Linked DNA regions of Homo sapiens: region 2 is linked to region 1. Evidence: read pairs that join two places in POLR2A ChIA-PET (ENCODE). Cell type or tissue: endothelial cell of umbilical vein. All regions are shown on one strand.

Region 1 (5,000 bases):
AAAATAAGGACAGTTTTGAACAAAAACTGAGAGACTAAAAGGAAATTCTAAAGCATTCAGCTAAAAGATTCCAACTTATTATTGCTGAGTTAAAAATAGAACCCAAAATGATGATCTGAGCTGTAATATGGAATAATGACTAAAAAAAGGCATTTTATAAAAGCGTGCACATTTTCTTCTTAAAATACTATTAATACGGTCTGATTGATAGGATTTTTATACAATGATAGAGCTGAAGTATTAGACTGTAATAACATTTAAATTTGGAGAGGACATTGGGAGTTAGTTTCTAATGTCCTTATATAGTTTGTTAATTATACTTGTTTAAAAAAAATTGAGAATAACTGCTGAAAGAACAGAGGTTCAATGTATAATTTCCCAAAGAAATTGAATGGGAATAGAATGTGTAAGACAGCAAGCAAACAAAAAAGTATTTCTTTTCTTTTCTTTTTTTTTTTTTTGAGACGGAGTCTCACTCTCACCCAGGCTAGAGTGCAGTGGCACGGTCTCTGCTCACTGCAACGTTTGCCTCCCGGATTCAAGTGATTCTCCTGCCTCAGCCTCCCGAGTAGCTGGGATTACAGGCGTGTGCCACCATGCCTGGCTAATTTTTGTATTTTTAGTGGAGACAGGGTTTCCCCATGTTGGCCAGGCTGGTCTCAAACTCCTGACCCCAGATGATCTGCCCACTTCTGCCTCCCAAAGTGCTGGGATTGCAGGCATAAGCCACCGCGCCCAGCCACAGAAAAGTATTTCTGTGTCATTTTTTAGAAATCAGAATTGAAAAAATTAAACAAAAAGGACAAATAGAAACATAAAAAATAAGAAAAGGAATAAGGTAAAAATAAAGCCAAGTATCACTAATTATAAGCCACGTAAATGAATGTGGAATGCACAATTCTGGCTGGCCCCCAAGAGTTCCTGTCTGCTTCAGCCTAGAGTACATGTTTTGCATAATCCCTGGAATTGTGAATTTGATGGATTTTACTTCTGTGATTAGGTTGTATCCTGTGGCACAATTGTCTTTAAGAAAGGGAGATTGTCCCAATGGACCTGATCTTATCACAGGAGTCTTTTAAGGGAAGAGAGTTTTCTCAAGCTGGTCCTAGAAAGGGAGGTCTGAGAGATTGCCACATTGCAAGGACCTGAGAGTAGCCACTAAAAGCTGAAAACAGTCCCAGCTAAAAGCCGAAAGGCATCTGTCCTACAGCCACAAGGAACTGAATTCAGCCAATAATCTGTGGTAGTGTGAAGGTGAGTCTTTGCTAGTTGAACCTCCAGATTAGGACTCAGCAAGCTAAAACCTTTTTTTTTTTTTTTTATTTTAGCTGAGTATAGCACCCAGCTAAAATGTGCTGGATTCCTGACTCACAAAAACTGAGAATAATACATTGTCTTGTTTTAAGTCAGTATGTTTGCAGTAATTTATCATGTAGCAATAGAAAATTAATACAAGAATCTAATTCCAAAAGCCAAAAGACAGAGACTCTGAGTTTGAATTTAAAAGTATAGTCATATGTGGTTTACACACCTAAACATGAAAACAAAGGTTGAAAATAAAGGAATAATGACAAATTTGCCCTGGAAATACAGCCATTTTGTTTCAGATCATTCAGATTTTAGCACAGAAAACAATTGGGTGAAGATAGTTTTACTAGTTTATCAGGACAGTATAAAAATACTAAACCTGTAAGCATTTTTTAAAAATAGCATGAAAATATATAAAGCACAATTCATCAAATGTAAAACGTTAAAAAGTCATCTACTACAGAGGTAGATTTTAATACACCTTTATCAATTATTTTTGTCAAGCAGGAAAAGCTGGTAAAGATTAATGATTTATACAACACATTTAATAGGGTAAATGGAATAAACATATATAGATTCCTGTATCTAACAGTTTAGAAAATAGGCATTCTTTCAAGGACATGTAGTAATTGCAAAAATGTATCACACAATGTACAACAAAGCAAGCTTCATCAAATTTCTGAAAATTTCTGTCACAAAAACCATGTTTTCTAACCACTACACTTAATTAGAAGACAGTAAAATTTAAAAATACATTTTGAGATTTGACATTTTTCTAAGTTACCCATGAGTCAGTCAAAAAATCATGGTGGAAATTTTCAAAAATATTAGAACTATATCGTAATGAAAATAAATTTGCAGGAAGCTGTCAAACTGGTCTTTGTAACCTTAAAAGAGAATAAATGTACATATTAGAAAAGACAAAAAGCTCACCATGGGAGTTCATGTTATTATGCTTCCTAACTTATATTAATTGTATTCTTTTGTATATTTCAAATATTACAAAGTAAATCTGTTCAAGTTCTTTTTTTTTTAGTATTGATTGGCGAGTGATCTTCCTAATTTGGCAATAACTACTACGTTCTTTTCACTTAAGTATTCTTTTGCACATGATATATGAAAATCTAAGATGACCAGTGTTGAAACATAATTGTAAACCATACTCAAATTATTCCTGATTATATTTTTATATCTCATAATTAAAATACCTATTTAAAATATGGTCTTTAGTAATGACTGTAGATCTTTGAAACTTTGTAAGGGCAAAGAGCTATAATTCTTAAAATTTCTCTTTGGTTAATATCTAATCCAAAAAACATATTAGTGAGATTTACTTAAAACCTGTAAGTGAAAATTTCAGTATCAAGGAAAGTGTCAGTTCTGAAGAAAATATTATTTTCAAGGTGATGATCAGTTGGCCCATGTTTCTTAGTTTCAGTCACTTGAATTGGGAGTAGTTAATGGTTTCACTCAAGGTAAGCCATCTGCCAAGGTGGAGGGTGGTATAATAGGATGTACTTGTGTGATCTTCAGGCCTATATGACTATGTACCACACGTTAGTGTTAAGTGCCCTTTGCTGAAGAAAACAGAAGTCAATTATTGGATTGATTCCAATTTAGAATAGACAGACATCACTGCAGTGACATTTTCCTGAATAACTGAGTTTATCAAGACTGAACTTATTGTAAAAAGGGCATCATGTGATTTACTTTACATGGGTCTATGGCTGCTAGTAAGAGTCACTAATTGATTTATAATCTTTTCTAATTTATGGTAGTGCGTAATTGCTTAAACGTATTGAACAGGCATGAAATGTTTCACAGGGGAAGTGTCACCACCACCTTCCCTACCTCAGCCCAGCTTTCTCTTCTGATAATGCAAATGATTTACCTATGTAGAACTGTCTATTTTCTCCATAAAAAGCAATATATCTAGTGTCCATAAAATAGTTCCAAGGTCAAATATTCAGACAATCTATAAATACCTTATCTGAAATCATCACAGTATGAGCAAAGCTCTGTAATAAAAATTCAGAACTGCTACTTCCTTAATAAGTAGTCCACAGCTCCGAAGGCTGCATTTGACCTCATCAGAATTCTCCCCTGTGAACAGTCCTCGACCTTGCCTTTTCCATTGCCATTATAGCCTTTGGTTCTCTTACTTGCTTTTTTTAAGCAAGTTCACTTGTATTCATTTGCATTTTTAATGAGTTATTTGCTTCAATGTTTTTTTTTGAGTAGTGCCATATGTTTACTATTTAAATTGTAAATTCTGAGGGCCTTCTTAATTTAAACACTATTATAGGGCTTTTGAATACATTATCAGCATTAATTATTTTTAGATATTTTAAAACATATTAATACATATTACAGATATTTTGTAGCTTGACATTTTCTTTTCCCTGAGAACAGTATTAAATCTTTTTATAGCATGTCTTTTTTACCTGGAACAGAAGTTAAACACAGTCAAGTTCATGTGTTGTTATTTTTTAAATAAAATAGTTCACTAAAGAGTTAAGGCTGAGCAAAGGTTTATATAGTTTTCAGAAAAAATCCACAAAAACCAATATAAACACAGAGAAAGAATAATAAAATTGGGTTTTAATAACTCATTTCTGAGTGCTTTGATTATAAAATGTAGTTTTGGTCATTTAGAGCATTACTATCTAAGTTGCTTTTAAGCTGTGGTTTCTAAACAGTAAAGACACAACAACCATACCAAAACTAAACAAAAAATTGATGAACCAGATTTTGAGAATTACCGTCTCTTTAAAATCAGTCTAGTGATGAAATGATTGAAATCTCAAGCCATATTTAAGAAAGCTTTGTCTCTTTTCAGTTGTCTGGCAGATGATATTCATGGTTCATTTCATGTTTATGGTTATTCACCCTTTTGTTTATTAAAAATAAAGGTTGAGTTTACTATAAGTGATTTCTCTGAATTCTTATTGAAGTCCTCATTTAATGGGAGCAGAGGGGAGAGCAAAACTGGTCAAATAGATCATCGATTATGTTGTTTATATATATATATAAAATAAAGATTCTTTCTTTAGGCTTTAAACCCATAAAAATGTGGAAGGTGAAATGGTCAATGCACTAACCAAATGATGTAACCGAGAAAGATGAGCAAATAGGAGAAAGAGAGGCACCTAACAGCACCAGCCTCATTTCACTCATTTATACCACAAATATTCCAGGTGTTTGGAAGATAGCAGTGGTCAAAATAAGGTCTCTGCTCTCACAAAGGTTCACTCATGTCTTCTGTGTCTGATACTTCTGGTTTGCACAGCTGAGCCTAAAGACTTCCACTCCTAAAAGCTTGGCTCTTTTTGAGAATATTCTTAAAATATGTCAGACAGTACTTTAGCCTTCCATTGCTTACCACTAACATACAACACGTATGAGCCTGTCTTAGCTAAGTGAGGTATTAAAAAATTTTAAGAGCAGATGGAGCAAGGACCGATCAGTTAGAATAGATTCTGGCACCAAAGAACTGGATTCTGCACTCATCAAGAGCTTGTGATTCATGATGACCAGTGGCTTCCTAGGTGCTCTCAGATTTACTCTCCTTCCTTCTCATTAGTGGAGTCTTACCCAAGTTCCCTGTTCTGTGTTGAGCAGTGGTCACAGTTTCCTGCTGGGTTTCTATCTCACTGTCTTCCCATTGCCAGTTCTCATGTGAGGGGTCACCC
Region 2 (5,000 bases), 210 kb before region 1:
GCCCGAGGTAGGGGTCAGTACCCCTAACCTCCATGATGTTCAGGGGTCAACAGTATGTATTTTGGAATATACAAAGAGCAATATAATAGTTTTAAGCCTTTAAACAAAAATGCTAGCAAGTGATCATCAACTCCTACCCATGCTTAAAATATTAGTGATTCCTCCAACCCAAATGTCCAACAATGATAGACTGGATTAAGAAAATGTGGCACATATACACCGTGGAATACTATGCAGCCATAAAAATGATGAGTTCATGTCCTTTGTAGGGACATGGATGAAATTGGAAATCATCATTCTCAGCAAACTATCGCAAGGACAAAAAACCAAACACCGCATGTTCTCACTCATAGATGGGAACTGAACAATGAGAACACATGGACACAGGAAGGGGAACATCACACTCTGGGGACTGTTGTGGGGTGGGGGGAGGGGGAGGGATAGCATTAGGAGATATACCTAATGCTAAATGACGAGTTAATGGGTGCAGCACACCAGCATGGCACATGTATACATATGTAACTAACCTGCACATTGTGCACGTGTACCCTAAAACTTAAAGTGTAATAATAATAATAATAATAAAAATTAGTGATTCCTTTAGTTAATTGTTAAAACAAAAATTGATTTTAAAGTTTAAACCACTTTTAAAATATATGAAATATTAAAAACTCAATATATCTTTCATAATTTTATATATAATATATATCAAAAATATAAAGCAGGTTAAAAGTAAAATTTATTTTAAAATTTACTGCAGTTTTTCATCATTGCAGGTAATCCTTTGCTTTAATTAGCATTTTAGCAGGTACCAGCAATCTCTATTCCAGTGCAGATAATAGCCATTCTGCTCAGAAGTTGGTATTTGCTCCACAGACAGTTGTACCAGAATTACCACAAGTGTTGGTTGAAATGCAGAGTCCTGGGCTTAACCCCAGATGGCTAAATCAGAACCTTTGAAGGTGGTGCCCAGGAATTGGTGCACAATCAAGTTGTCCGTTGATTGTGGCGAGCTTTAAAGTTAGAAACCCGCTGGCTAGTGGATCACAGTTCAGGACCAGTATTACAAATGTCTGGTTGAGTCCCTGCTCCATTATTTAAGGCTGCTAAACTTTAGAAAAATTTTTAGGTCTCTCTAAAATTTGACATTTGTATCTGGAAATGAGGACAATAACAGCAGCTACCTCAAGGAAGCGTGAGAATTCAGTGAATTATGTGTAAGCTCATTAGTGTAGTGTCTCATACATAACAAGTGCTCAAGGCATATGATTGGTAGCAGGGCATTTATGGTGGTGCTTGTTGTAATATGAGCTACGTCTTTCTTGTGTTAGGCTTTGACATTGTCATGGACTTTACCTGGGAAAGAACCTCCGAACTGTGGATTTTATATTCAGCCATTAACATTATTTTATATGACCCTTGGGGCAGGTGATGAGGTATCCCCGTTTTTGCATATGTTCATGAAAACACAGCCAATATCTAAAGGTCTTCAGTAAAGATGTTTTGAAAGATTGAGCAACTAGAATGCTTTTTTTTGGTCACGTGGGTTTGATTGCTGGTACTTTTCATGTGTTCTTGGATGTTTGTGTCTTTCTCTGCAGGACTGTCTCATTCTTCTTTCACGTGGTCATCTAACTCCATTCTTTCCCTTGGCTTGCTTGTTTAATGGATCATGATATAGACCTGTAGGGTATTAATAAGCTCTACTGTTTATGTAATATAACTAGCATAATATATAGCATTTCTCTTTTAAAAAAACCAACAAAACCTCCTGCAAACTATAATGAAAAGACTTGATATGCTTTTTAATGGATATTTTTATTAGCACACTGGCTTTCAAATAAGCGGAAAAAATGTTCCCATCCCTTTTTTTTTTGGCTCCTTTGTGTTGCTGGCTCAGAGTGTTTTATTGTTTGATGGAGTAGATAAAATTCCCCTGATGTTTCCTACTCACACTAAATTTGGAATACACCTACAGTATTCTTTTAGGCTTTATTGTTTCCTAAACCATCTATTTAAATACAGCCCTAAAGCTCAAACGGAACACTGTTATTGTGGCTAAGAATAATATGTGTAATGGAGCAGTAGATTAGACTTCATTACCATCCTCAAAATCATGCAGAAGCCAGTGTTCCCACAAACTACTCAATACATTCTAGTGATTATTAAAATTTGCCGCTATCATGGTAAATGTTTCGTGGTGACTTCTAGTGATCTGTAAGCAGAGTGGTAGGAAGAACTTGACCTTTAAAATCTAATGGGGACTTTATAAAAACCCTGGTGTTTGGGGCAGAGACAACCATGAGAACAATGGTCAAGGGGAAGTCTGTTGACCATCACGGAACAGAATAGGATGATCTGTGGGATTCTGCTGCATTTGTAATAGAGTGAGGAGCTTTTAGTGTTTTATGTTGACACTTTTCTGAAATGGAGAAAGTTGGTAGCCCTTTCATAGGGAATGGTTGATTCAATTCTCTTATTTAATTTTTCTTTTATCATTGATCAGAAAACCTTTATATTTGTTACATCACCCTGTTCATTCGGTTATGAGACGTAATATCCAAGTCTCCAAGTGAATTTGGTCTAAATTATTTTTAATAGTGAACCTCACGTACTTGTTCGGTAACATTAAAATAGATGATTTTATTATTTAAATTATTCTGTTACACTTTATGATTCTATGCTATAAGAAATCTTGCTTTTCCAGTCTGAAATCCCCATCTGCCATTCCCTATCTCACTGTATTCTCTCTTCTAATAATTCCAAATCTCAAAAACTTCTGCCTAGTTCATATGCCACCTGCTCCAAGAAGCCAACCTGCTTTCCAAAGACAAAATGAATTACTTTTTATTTTGCATTTTAATTTCTGTACCCTAAGAGACTTTTTGCCTAGACTTCTATTTCACAGTTACTTCATTACCTTTTAATATCAGTATTATACAAACCGTTGAACCTATGAAATTGCCATTACTCAATTATGTTTGAGCTATAAAACATGTCAAGCTCATATTGTTGAGCCAAATTCTCAATTCAATATTAACTGGACAAACTTTTGAAAATTAGCTGTGGTATGAGTTACTTAAACACATCTTAGACTTGGATTTATGTATCTCTCCTAGAGTACTTAGAGTTTTTGTACATGAGAATGTATTAAATGTTTGTGTGTGTGTGTGTGTGTGTGTGTGTGTGTGTGTGTGTGTGTGTGTCTCCTATCGCCCAGGCTGGAGTGCAATGGCACAATCACGGTTCAGTGCAGCCTTGACTTCTGGGGCTCAGGTGATCCTCCCACCTCAGCCTGTTGAGTAGCGGGGACTACAGGCACGCGTCACCATACCTGGGCTAATTTTTCTGCACTTTTTAGACACAGTGTTTTGCCATGTTACCCAGTCTGGTCTCTGGGCTCAAGTGATCCGCCTGCCTTGGTGTCCTAAAGTGTTGGGATTGCAGGCGTGAGCCACTGCGCCCGGCCTCAATACATCTTTGATGGAATAAATTGGATTGGATTTGTCTAAATTACCATTACTCCTTATAAGACAGATAATAATGGATGATCTAGAGATGATGCCTGACTGTGGGCCCCACGCTTTTAAAGCCAGGATGTTTGAGCTCACTGTGTACTTTGTCCAACCCATTTCAATGTTGTCAGATAACCCAAGGTAAACTTTGTCAAGTCACTCTTCCTTATTTTTAAATTTCATATTGTCACCTTTGTTGAAACATTTTTCTTTATTTTGCCTGTACTTGTTTTGCTTTGCTTAATGTAGCAACAGTAATTCTTGTATTTTCTTCTTTTCCTCCCTCAGAATTTTTAACTAACCTAACTCTTGCCGGAAGGTCTGTCAGTGTGCCTCCCCTTCCCTGCCCCGGGAAAATGCTCCCTGGCTTTGTTTGTTTAATCATGGAAAAAATCCTTTCTTTCTTTTGAAGTTATATTCTGTGCTTGCTAAAGGTCCAGTTAAATCACAAGAGATAAAAGTTATACTGACAACCTTGGATGTTCCCTGCCCTTTTGCCAGAAATAGCAAACTAGATACTCATCTTATACAAAAATATGTACATGTTCATCTTCACTAAAAACAACTTGTATTTGGTCTTTCTTAGCAGAGCAGATGTTTAAGTCAGCACACAGTGTAAAATCTGGGGAATAGTGGAGGTGAGGGTGTCAGAGGGGTTGGAAAAAAAAGGGTTGGGGAGAACCAAGTGTGGTGCTAAATGAATGGAGAAAATTGATAGACTATTGATAGAATCTTTAGTTTAATATCACATAATCTCTTAGCTACCTATAGTATAAGTAGTATAGTATAGTGGAGTAGCTATGAAAGCTCAAGCTATGTTTTTTAGCTCACTTATATTTTTTCCTAACTGGGAGAAATTTTACATGTGAAAAGGATATGTGTGGATTGGAGAGAAATTGTGAAGGCTGGATGGCAGTTGGAACTCCTGGGGTCAGGTGATCCTCTTGCCTCAGCCTCCCAAGTAGCTGGGATTACAGGTACGCACCACCACACCTGGCTAACTTTGTTTTTTTTTTTTTTTAAGAGACAGGGTCTTGCTATGTTGCCCAGTTTTGTCTTGAATTCCTGGGCTCGAGCAGTCCTCCTGCCTCAGCCTCCCAAAGTGCTGGGATTACAGGTGTGAGCCAGCTTGCCTGGCCGAAAATATTTTTCTTTATGTGAATTTCTTTTGTTCTTGAATCAATAATTTTGCAGCAAATTACTTTTAATTAGGTAACAATTCTTTGGTTTTACATTGGCTCTTTTACAAGCTAATGGGCATGTACAGACATTTTTCATTTTTAGACCAACCCATTGTTTGAGGGGGCTGGAACATGAGACACTATAGTTGTCTACGTAGTTGAAATTGATAGTTTTAATAATTAAATAAGGTGACTTATTTTCTGACATTCTCTGGCACGAGTAATATAGGAGAATAGGTTATTGTAAATCTATGGAAGGAGGCGTTCCATGCCTGTATGCAAAGATATATATGTGTTTCTGCTG

What was found. Peaks named below come from ENCODE experiments on the same cell type or tissue, not always from the same donor. Only the 100,000 strongest peaks of a DNase experiment are listed, where the experiment ranks them.
Region 2: POLR2A ChIA-PET joins it to region 1 with 5 read pairs; 3 of 35 experiments call an interaction of 5 or more read pairs at or near these places.

Annotation. Positions count from the first base shown.
Region 1 is chr13:73,872,474-73,877,473 of GRCh38, reverse strand. The region is part of intron 3 of KLF12 (KLF transcription factor 12); the gene reads left to right. Among named protein-coding and RNA genes, the nearest start is that of LINC00393, 210 kb to the right of the region's middle. In endothelial cell of umbilical vein, no CTCF peak of the experiment used is centred here; no DNase peak of the experiment used is centred here.
Region 2 is chr13:74,081,700-74,086,699 of GRCh38, reverse strand. All of the region lies in intron 1 of KLF12 (KLF transcription factor 12), which reads left to right. Among named protein-coding and RNA genes, the nearest start is that of KLF12, 50 kb to the left of the region's middle. In endothelial cell of umbilical vein, no CTCF peak of the experiment used is centred here; a DNase peak (open chromatin) is centred at 2,029.